3 separate regions of the Mus musculus genome follow, and all the other regions are linked to region 1. A link is a loop called in an ENCODE intact Hi-C map of the cell type or tissue named here. Cell type or tissue: heart. All regions are shown on one strand. Links, peaks and the distances in the headings refer to the core of each region. The heading gives the core; the rest is flanking DNA.

Region 1 (3,548 bases), core at 350-2,849:
TAGAGCGACTGAGGAGAGAGACAGAGGGTGTACCCTGGACATGCTACCCAGGAATGGATTTTGAGCAGAATGTGGGTGGAGCTTGGCGACTGACTGACCTAGATAAGCACCTTGGCATGCTGGGAGAACAAACTCTACCGGGCAGCTGTGGGGGTGGGGTGGCTGATGGGGCTCCAACAAAACCTCTTCCTCTTCCGTTTTACTGCAGGCGACCTTCCTGTTCTCCCTGATCAAATACACGCCACTGACCTACAACAAGAAGTACACGTACCCATGGTGGGGGGATGCCCTAGGGTGGCTCCTAGCTCTGTCCTCCATGATCTGCATTCCTGCCTGGAGCATCTACAAGCTGAGGACTCTCAAGGGCCCACTCAGAGAGGTAGGAGGAAAGCAGTGGGGGATGGGAACCTCACTGGATGGCAGGTGGGTTGCTATTGACGGGGGGTGGGTTGGGGCGGGGGTGAGGAGCTGGAGTACAAAGGGACTACCCAGTCCGGTGTGGGTACCAGAAATCCAGAGGACGTGTACTTGGGAGTCTTAAAAAGGGACACAGGATAACTGCAAGACCCAAGCTGTGACTATGGGGTTGGCAACTGGAAGCAGACTATAGCAGAGAAGGCAGACAGACATTTGTAATGAGAGATGCTGCCAGACACCCATCCCTTACAATGACACCTGTTCTTTCAGAGACTTCGCCAGCTCGTGTGCCCGGCTGAAGACCTTCCCCAGAAGAACCAACCAGAGCCAACTGCTCCTGCGACACCGATGACATCCCTTCTCAGGCTCACAGAACTGGAGTCTAACTGCTAGGGCCAGGGCCTTTGACACACCTGTGAGCCTGGCTGTGGGGGCAGCTATAGAGGCAGAGGGGCGGAACTACCCCTCTGTGGTGGGGCAGAAAGACGAAAGGGGGTATTTGGGACTCACCTTCTGAACTGGGTACCTCCTATCTTGATGCCCCTATTCCAGGGTGGTCCACACATTGTGACGTGCCCGAATCAATAACATCCCATTGAGGCAGCTTGGGAAGCCCAGGGAGGGCTGGGGAGGCAAAAGCCTGGCTTGTTGCTGGGCCCTCTTCCTTCCATGTCATTAAATCCAACTTCCTCTCACAACTGCTTGCCAAATGCCTGGTTTCTGTCCTCTGTTCATACCTGTTCCCTGTTCATTATAGCATTGTGGCTCTAGGGTCCTGCCTCTCCCTACCTCTTACCAAGTTCTTATGAGCCACATAGCAGGTGTGGTTGCTGTGGTGTGGGAGGTAAGGCAGATGATGGGACCAGGTGATGGGGCCAGGCCATTGTCCTCCATCACACATTTGGATTGAAGGAAGGGGACCCTCCTCTCTCCACACTTCCCTAGAGTGTCATGTATGGTCCTGTATGATCCCCACCCCCACTTGCCACCACTGTTCCGTGCTCCTCTCCTCTAACCTCATCATGATATTAAAAAAAAGGGAGACAGAGGGAAGGACAAAGGGATCAGGCCCTGGTTACAAAAAGAAAGAAGACAGACTAGCAGCAGTTTCTTTCTGTTCCCATGGCCCCTGCTGTGTCCCTGCTTGTCAACACTGTCCAGCTGATGCAGGGGGATGAGTTGATGCAGGGTGAGAGAGGGTGGCCAGCCAGACCAGAGGGGCCTTACAGAAGAGGTCCTGCCCAGACTCTACCAGTAGAGGGACTCCTCAGACAGTCTTATTCTCCCTAGCAAGAGATTCAGATATGGGGTACTGTCACTTCCAGATGCGACCACAAGGGGGTGGCACTGTCATGTCCTCAGTCCCAAGTGTCAGGTTTGAGCTTAAGGGATGGACCAACCCTTAAGATCTAGCTTTCAAGAGACTCAGGCAGGAGGCGGGCCCAGCTCTAGGATGTTGCCTGGAGGTCAAAGCAAGGCCCCCAGGCATGCCTTAGCAACCAGCCTCTAAGGGGGTGGGGAGAAACTCCAGTTGCTGTTTGTGTGCTGTAGAAGTGGATGAAACATGACTCTCTCCCCATCTAGGGAAAGGTCTACCTGAGTCTGCAGGTTCACCTGGGGTCCTCTGCTGTGGCATGACAGCATGACGTGACTAAGTGTCCTATGACTCTCTGAGCTGTTCAGGCTCCGCCCCCACCCCGGGTGTTTTTTCAGCTTGTGACATGTCAGTTTCAAGGGAAATGTTTTGAAATCTTTGCCAGTTTTCCAGTCTTGTGTTGGAAGAGTCTGTAGAAATCAGGGACAGTGGTCCTCCTGACTCTGTGGGGAGCCTGGACTCTTTCTCCTAGGTGATTTACTCCGTGGATACAGGCTTGGTCACAGCATTGCAGGTTTAATGTGCCCAAGCCTAGGGTTCTACACAGCTCACCGCCTCACCTACCTGACCGTGTTTCTACAACGCCTATGGCTACAAGGTTATAATGCACTTACTACAAACATGGGCAGAAGCAGAATTCAACCCATTTCTTTTATCTCTTAATACAGGGTCTCACTATTAGCCTTGGCTGGCCCGGAGCTTGCCTTGTAGAGCAGGATAGCCACTTGCCTCTGCCTCCCTAGTGCTGGGATTAAAGGTGTGCGCCACGATGTCTGTGTCAGTTTCCTTGAATGAACTTGGGGCTTTGAGAGGGAGTCACAGAAGGTGGAGGGAACCTGGCAGGCAATTCTGAGCGTACGCGATCTGCCTCTCTGCCCACTCATTTGCTCAGAGTTTTAGAAATATGCTGAGGAAATGAGATGGCTCAGTGATGGTCATGTGAGCCCCACTTATCAGAGTCCCAAATGGTGGCATCTACAGTGTGAAAACCACGTGTTGGTGCTTCTCTGATGTGTCTGCTTCATGGACTGTCTCAGTAGAAACCCCTTGGAATTCACATTCAATTTTCAGATGTGGATAACTCCATGTATCCTGCCCACACAGTTTTATGACAGGGATCAAATGAAGTCAGGGGCCCAAGTATTCTTTTAGTCCGGTTTTGGGTTCAAGCGAGGGAGATAAATGCTGGCTGACAGGCGGAGATGATGGAGATTTGAGAAATGTGGCTGGTGTGCTCAGAGTCTGTCAACACTGTTTCGTTTTTGCTTTGTTTTGTTTTGAAACAGGACCCCAGTCTTAGCTCAGGCTGTCCTTGAACTCACTATATAGTTCAGGGTGGCCTTGAACTCACAGAGATCCTCTTGCCTCAACTTCCCAAGTGTTGAAATTATAGATGTGAGCGACCAAGCCTAGCTATAGTCAGAGTTGGGAGCTATGGTACTTGAGTTTGGCTTTGGCTGAGGTAGAGGCATAGGTGAGGTGAAGGACTGAGGATAGCTGTGTCCCTATCTGTATGGGGCAGAGACTGGATCCTGCAGTTCCCCAAAGAAAGCAAGGCAGGGAGGGGAGGCTACACAGAGAGGTCGGCAGGCAAGCACTAGGAGAGATAATCTGAGTGCAGGAGGCAGAAGCATAGGGGAAACTGGCACCTGAGAAGATGCCCATGGCACCAGGAAGGCACTTACTAATCCCTGAGCCCACTAGGCTACCTGGAGAACTCAACTGCCCAAGGTTCAGACCCAGGCACATCTCACAA
Region 2 (3,548 bases), core at 601-3,100, 140 kb after region 1:
CTGTTGGGGGAAAAGGCTATATAATATCGTGGAAGAATGTTGCCTTTAGCTGAGTTGTGGACATTGAGGAAAACCCAACTCTCTGGTTTTCAGACCAAGGGGGGAAAAAAAAGACAGCCATAAAACTGAAAGACAAATAGGCCACGGAGGATTTTTTTGGGTCTTGAATCAGATGCTTCAGGTCTATCAAGCCAGGTCATCCCTGAGCTTCTGTGCTTCTGTCCAAACCTACCCTGTGATCAAGCATGCCTACTTCACCTTTTAAACTCCACTTTGATGGGAGAGGAAAGTGAGGTAGGGGGCAGAGAAGAGGTGAGCTTTTAAGTGATGCAGCCAGTCTTCACAAGTGTCTTCCAGACATAAAGCACATGCAAATAGAGATGAGGCACTCGGCGGCTCTCCTCACTTGCCCCTCCCTCTCCTGTAGCATCACACCATGAAGGCCACTGCTAACCAGGTACTGATTGCCACGGGGCTGTTCTTCTCTCGCCTGTCTAAAAAGAAGCAATACTGACAGCATCGCCAGGCTCTTTCAATACAGAGGAGAAAACGTTCCAGCCCCCTTTATCTCATCCTCCCACATTCCTATACCATGGACCTCACAAGTGAAAAGAAATCTTGAGGCCCTAGACTCTGCGTGGGGACAATTAATATTTCTCCTGGAATCCAAGATGAGGTTTCCTAATAACCAAAGGGAAACAAGGCTTGCCATAAGAGGCCACCACAGAGATTTATAGAGGCATTACATTCAAGAAACTGCTTTCCAGCTGTCTCTGATCTCATTGTTCTCTTCCCATGATTTGAACCCAGATAAGCTTCTGAGTCAGTGGAGAGCTCCAGCCAGGTGAGTCCTCAAGCTGAAACAGAGACATCCAGGAGTCTGGAGGGTTGTTTCTGCGTATGCCTTGGCACTATAGAGGCTCAGCATAAAGATGTTCACTTGGGTCAGAAGGGAGAAAGCTTTCCCAAGTGAGCCACTCCTGGCTCTGACTCCCACTGCATCAGATAAAGAGCCAGCTCCTTCCCCTGGGCAGCGCTGTCTCCCACCATTCATCTTCCTGTATCCAGCTCCCCTGCCTGTTCCCGTTCCCCCCCCACCTCCTGTCCTTTGCTTTATCCTACCCACTCTAATCCTTGCTGCTGGACCCCAGCCCCTATAAAGCGCTTAAACTTCCTGATCAAGTCTGTTTTGGTGTCTCACTCTTTATTTAAACAGTTGTACTATGCAAACTCACTTCCGAATTTTTCCTAGCTTAAATCCTTCAATGGTCCCCTGCTTTGGCTTAATTTTTTTGCCCCCAACTTCCTCCCAATTTTATCTCCCTTAATTTCTGGAAGTTATCATTATCCCCAACCAGTTAAAGCCCATTCCTCTCATTTTTTGCTCCAAAGATGGTCCAAATACTTCCTTTGGCTCCAACCACCACAGACCTTCCAACGCGGATCTCAAGCCCTCCTTTGCGGGACTCTCCTTGACACATTTTTTTACCCAAGGCATTTTTGCCCGCTTCACTTCACAGTGCTCAAGTCCTTCACTCTTACACACAGATTTCCCATTTCCTCACACCCACTTGCTTCTCCCACCTCCTTGTCCCCACTCACTCGGGTCTCCTGCTCAGGACGCCCTTGCCGAGGGCGGCGGGGGATGCGTGTTGAAGCAGGGCTCCCGCGGCAGCACAACAACTCGAGGGACGCTCCTTCTCCTTGTCAGCTATGGCCCCGGGTGCCACCGGGTGCTGGTGGGGCGACTGAGGAGTCTGAACCCTGCTGCTGGGTGCAGGTTGGGGCTGCGCCAGGAGCTGACCGTGGTGCTGAAGCGGCGGCTCCGGTGAAGCGGGTATGAGCTGTCCGTGGTCCTGAAGCGGTTCCTGGGCCGCAGCGGCGGCCGGAGCAGTGACTGCAGGAGCAGGCAGTGGGGCAGACGGCGGCGGGGGAACCAGCCCAGGCGGAGGCTGGGCTTGCAGCAACTGCTGGTGTTCCCACAGGCTGCGGTTCTCCGCGCTCAGCTCGTCTAGACGCCGCTCCAGCTCATCGATGCGCTGGCGCTGGGTATGGATGAGGCTTTGCTGGTTCTGCACGATGGCCGTGAGCTCCTTGAGGTAGAGCACGGCGCGCACCGGGTTCTCCAGCAGGCTCTCCATGCCGCCCGCCGCCGCCTGCGCCCTGCCTGCGCCTAGGCGGGCGGCGGGGAGCGTGAGCGCGCAGGAGCCCAGCAGCCCAGCAGCTCTGGCGGTCGGTGGCCTCCCTCCCTCTCTCTCCCTCCCCTTCCCGCCGTCGCCTGCGCGTCACCGCCACACAGGCATTCGCACACGCACTGAGGGGCGGACCGGCGCCAGGGCCCACCTCCCACCTCTGGGCTTCGTGAGGAACCCTGCTTCCCGCGGGGGCGTAGGAGAGGCGGGTGGGGATGGGGAGCAGAGGGGAAGAGGCTGGGTCGAGCAAAATACTCTATGAAAATCCAGGATGGAGATCAGTCCTACCAGGGAAGAAGGAAGAGCCAACCCAAGCAGAAGCGCTGGGAAAGTGCTATAGAACTAAGACAAAAAGGAAGCCGCCAGAGAAAGATGAAGAATAAAGGAAGCTGCCAAAGACATAGAGAAGTACAGGCACCCAGCTCTAAAAGGTCACAGTCACGTTTTCCTGTATCTAGGCACCTCAGAGGCAGGGCCCATTTTTAAGACCTTCTAGGGAGGAGACACACCTGCCTTTTTGATGCTCAACAATTTGCTCTGTAGGATGTCCGTGAACAGTTATGAGACCCTAGAGAACAAGGCGTGTGTCTGTTGCTTAGTTCTGGCGGGGGTAAGTTAAGGCAGGAAGGCTGCACATGCAGGGATTTTTCTCTGGAAATGAGATCTCATGGCTCTTTGGACCTCTCTGACAGGAACAGAAACCAAATAGAACCTCTGAGGTTCCCGCTTCCAGAACCTTCTGAAGCAACCATTCTTTTTGACAGTTAGGAAGCACATGCAATTAGTAAATACTGGACTAGGAGATGATATAATAAAAACTACCAGGATGGATTTGTTGGCTTCTTGTAGCTTATAAGCAGTGGATCAAAGACTTAATAATTAATTTTGAAAGGTGGGAGTAAGACAGAGCTGTGATCAGAGTGTTGTAGGAGTCACCAGTCTGGGGATCTCCGGAATGCTTCTTGGAAGAATTAACATTTGAGGAGGGAGGGGTTTTCCTGGAAGCTCAGAGACATGAATCAACATGGAATTATCTGTTAATTTTTCAGTTTTTGCACATAACATCCACTAGATGCAGCATTATACTAGGTCAGCCAGGAGGAAAATTAAGGCAGGAAGGCTGCTAGGGCTAGATTTTTCTCTAGAAATGAGGTCTCAGGGTATTTGGAGTAATAATTCATATGCAACAGTGTGCGCTCATTCTGACTACACAGCTCCGTGGATTTTGACAGTATACACCCGATCGCTCATCACTACAAACAAAAAAACTGTTACGTGTAATAAGCACCCCTCTGCTCTGTTCAACTTCTTGTCCCCAGCCCCAGCTAAGCACTCATCTGCTTCCTCTAAACACAC
Region 3 (3,548 bases), core at 601-3,100, 150 kb before region 1:
CAGATCACATAGATCCACACAGCTCAGGGGGAGAATGCTTGCCAAGCATCTACAAGGCCGTGGGACCCATCCTCAGCACTACAGAAGCCAAATCAAACAAACCTTTCAGTATTTCCTTTTGAACTACTTAGTGAACTGTGCAAGGAAACCATTCTCACTCGGTTTGGATGGACTCTCCAGATCTGATTTGCCTGACTCACCCTGCCATGATGCTCTGTCCCCCGGCCAGGTTCGTTCTCCCAGAAGTTGCTGTCGCTGCTGATGCTGCTTCGCCGGCTCTGGGGCTCCGTGGTGAGCCACCTCCTCTCGCAGCCCTTCAGAAAGGGCCTCCTGGCTGCCTTGATCCTCTGCCTCTTGATTCTACGGTTTGACCCAGGTGAGTGAAGGGCTGTGGCAGCAGGGTCCCTGGGAGCAGGTGCGGCCTGGGAGGGAGCCACCTCCTGTGACATTGAGCCTCCTCCACAAAGAACAAGAGTCTGCCTCCCCTGGAGCAGGGACCAGGCCTAGAACCTAGAGAGCAGTTGGAGAACATTTCCTTGCCGCCCTGCATGCTGATGGATTCACCCAGGCACTGTTCCGTCTAGGGGCGACCTCTAGTCAGAATGTAACATTAAGAAGCTTCCTTCTCCCTGTTCCTCCTCCTCCTCCCTCCCCACCGTTTTCTCTTGAAGAAGTTATCTGTGAGTAAGGGAGATTGTCCCACAAGGAACCATCACAGAACCTCACTGGACAGGCCTTAGCCTGCTCTCCCGAGTGCTTCTCCTGTCCTCAATTCCCTGGGCTCCCTCTAGCCCAAGCTACACAGCCACAGAGCCTGCCTCCTCTCTCATGAGGGGCTTCTGGCTGCCCGTGCACTCAGATTTCCACAGGTGAGCCCCGGCTTGTGTCCACCGAAGGCCATGTCACGAAGAGCAGTATTGGAGAGGCTCTGGCTTTTGATCAGCTATTGTAAAATAGGCATGGGAGCCAGGCGTGGTGGCGCACGCCTTTAATCCCAGCACTTGGGAGGCAGAGGCAGGTGGATTTCTGAGTTCGAGGCCAGCCTGGTCTACAGAGTGAGTTCCAGGACAGCCAGGGCTACACAGAGAAACCCTGTCTCAAAACAAAACACAACACAACAAAACAAAACAAAACAAAACAAAACAAAACAAAACGGGAGCTTCCTGGAGGTAACACCTAGAACAGTGTGTGTTGATCCAAGCGTCTTCTGGCTAGCGTGACCCTGAAATTGTAAATGGAAGTCTGATGCATTTTAGAAGATGTGGGGAAAATTTTTGAAACAGCTAAATGATATTCTGGTTTATAGAATTTTCCCTGAAAATTGAGCCTTTGTGTGATTAATCTCTTCTGCCTCACTGTGAGGTGGAGGTGAGACTTGGGGGAAAAACACCTGTGTAGTGGTCACTCTGATTCGGAGACACTGGGCCACCGTTAGGTGACTGCCATTCGAGAAACATCCTTTCCCACTTTAGAAAAAAAAAAAGTCTTGCTGCATAGCGTGGAGTTTCTGCCTCCCAGATGCCGGGCTCCCCAGTGCATCACCAAGCCCGGCTTCTGCTTTACCCTCTGGGGGTGGTTAACTACTTTTCTCAAGAATTTAGATGTAGGACAGGATTATGCAACTTTCAAAACCAAGGAGAAATGAGAAACCTTTCATTTTCTTTCACCGTTGGTTGAGAAATCTAATTACCAGAGCAACTAGACCAGAGCCTCACAGTTTGCCTGGTTCTAAAGCTGCCACCTTTAACTTTAGGTACCTGTTTCCCTCACTTCCCCTCGCCTTTGTTGGACCCTGAGCAGGAATGTCCCCTCTGGACAGCTCTGTTGGTTATACAGGAAAGCCACCAGCAGCTTCCAGTGACAGAGCAGAAATGACGGGTGGGCAGACACACCCAAGTGGGAAGCTGGCAAAGGGAAGTGATTTCCTGGCTGTCCCAGACTCTCTGCTTTGCATACTTGATAAGACTTCCCCTTAACCCGGGTCTCCTAAACAGTGGCGAAGAAAGCCATTCAAACTTGGGTGTGTACTGAGCAGCTCAGAGCTTCCTCACCTGGGTGCAGGGAACTTGGGAGAAGGAGGTCAGTTACTTTAAAGAAAAATAACAGGTGTGGAGGGCTGGGGTGAGAGTTAGGTAGCATATGGCATACGTCCACGTATGAAGGACTGGGTTTCCTCCCCAGCCTTAGAGGAATAAGCACCTTTCTTTCTTCCCCCTGCTCCCACGTGTATGTGAGTGTGTGAGTGTGTGCAAGAGTGCACCAGCAAGTGCAGATGTTCACATGCTTGCATGCTAGAGGTTGATGTTGGCTACTCCAGATGATGATGATGACAATGATGGCAATGATCATGACAGCCACCAGGGATTAAGACGAGGGCCTCATACTGGCAAGCGCTTTACCCACTGAGCCATCTCCTTGGCCCTAAATGCTGCTTCCCTCCATTTAGAGGGGCAGGTCTGTGTGTGTCCCATGGCCTTGCCCAGGCTGGCCTCAACCTCGAGTCCCAGCTGGGGCTCCTGTCCCAGCTTTCTAAGGTGCTGGGGTATTTTTTCTGTTTAAGAAAGAAATATGCATTCCTTACTTGAGAGGCCAGGGCTGAGCTCAGACCCACGCTTGCCTGCTATGGACTAAGGCCTGGGTTCAGTTCCCAAGCACCACCTAGAACCTGGCGAGGTGGCTCACGCCTGAAGTCCCAGCATTAAGAGAAGAAAGCAGAAGGCTCAGCTTGGCTATCCTTGCCTGGGCTACATGAGACCCCGTCTCAAGCAAAGTAAACCAACCTCCCCAAGTCAAACCAACACAAAGGTAGAAATATGTATTTCCTGTATGTTTGTTTTTAAAGTCTATAATCCAGACAAGGAAACGAAACAAATGGTAGAGTTTTCTTTATGTTCACTGTAGTTAATTTGTGGTAAAACTGTCACAGGGCTCCAACCTGAAAAGCAAAGAAAGGCGCAAGTGTAGTGAAAGTTCCAGATGGCTCTCCCCGCGGCAGCCGCTGCTGTCAGTGGTATTAGTTATTTCTTTCGGGAAGTAGAGTTGAGGCTTACTAGACTTTTTTTTTTTTAGACTTAAAAAAATATGTATGTGTGTGCACCATATGCATTCCTGGTTTTCTTGGAAGCCAGAAGTGTTGGATCCCCTGGAACTTGAGTTACAAATGGTTGTGAGCCTTTAGTGTGGGTTGTGAGCCTTTAGTGTGGGTTGTGAGCCTTTAGTGTGGGTGCTGGGAACTGAACCTAGGTCTTTGTAAGAGCACCAAGTGCTTTTAACTACTGAGCTATCTCTCCAGCCCCAATTACAAATTTTAATAAAGGCCTAAGCATTCGAGTTAAGAAAGAGGCATTTGGAAGAAAGCAAGACACACCTGAGACACACCCAAGACGGAAACATAGTGGAGACTTCTCAGAGTCACCCGTGGCTGTGTAACTATCAGAAAGATTAAGATGTAATAAATCAGAACTTTTTCTCCCTAGAATATTTAAAGTTACTGTAATTCAAGTGGAGAAAACCTCTTAGAGAAAGAGAAGTTCCTTGTTGTTGGAGAG

The links. Peaks named below come from ENCODE experiments on the same cell type or tissue, not always from the same donor. Only the 100,000 strongest peaks of a DNase experiment are listed, where the experiment ranks them.
Region 2: a loop joins it to region 1, with 2.4 times the contacts of the local background. A loop is called at or near these places in 2 of 42 quality-filtered maps.
Region 3: it touches region 1 in a loop (2.4-fold over the local background); 3 of 42 quality-filtered maps call a loop at or near these places.

The regions. Positions count from the first base shown.
Region 1 is chr6:121,336,607-121,340,154 of GRCm38, forward strand. It overlaps Slc6a13 (solute carrier family 6 (neurotransmitter transporter, GABA), member 13), which reads left to right. Exons shown (of 15, transcript NM_144512.3): 14 at 209-379; 15 at 688-1,115. The coding sequence ends at 810. Among named protein-coding and RNA genes, the nearest start is that of Slc6a12, 4.2 kb to the right of the region's middle. In heart, for the core only: a CTCF peak has its summit at 1,721 (motif pointing right); a DNase peak (open chromatin) is centred at 1,735.
Region 2 is chr6:121,471,423-121,474,970 of GRCm38, forward strand. Iqsec3 (IQ motif and Sec7 domain 3) reads right to left here and starts at 2,256. Exons shown (of 14, transcript NM_001033354.3): 1 at 1,603-2,256. The coding sequence starts at 2,141. In heart, for the core only: no CTCF peak of the experiment used is centred there; a DNase peak (open chromatin) is centred at 1,799; H3K4me3 peaks cover 970 bases; H3K27me3 peaks cover 2,090 bases.
Region 3 is chr6:121,189,872-121,193,419 of GRCm38, forward strand. It overlaps Pex26 (peroxisomal biogenesis factor 26), which reads left to right. Exons shown (of 5, transcript NM_028730.6): 4 at 230-376. Among named protein-coding and RNA genes, the nearest start is that of Pex26, 8.0 kb to the left of the region's middle. In heart, for the core only: no CTCF peak of the experiment used is centred there; a DNase peak (open chromatin) is centred at 1,895.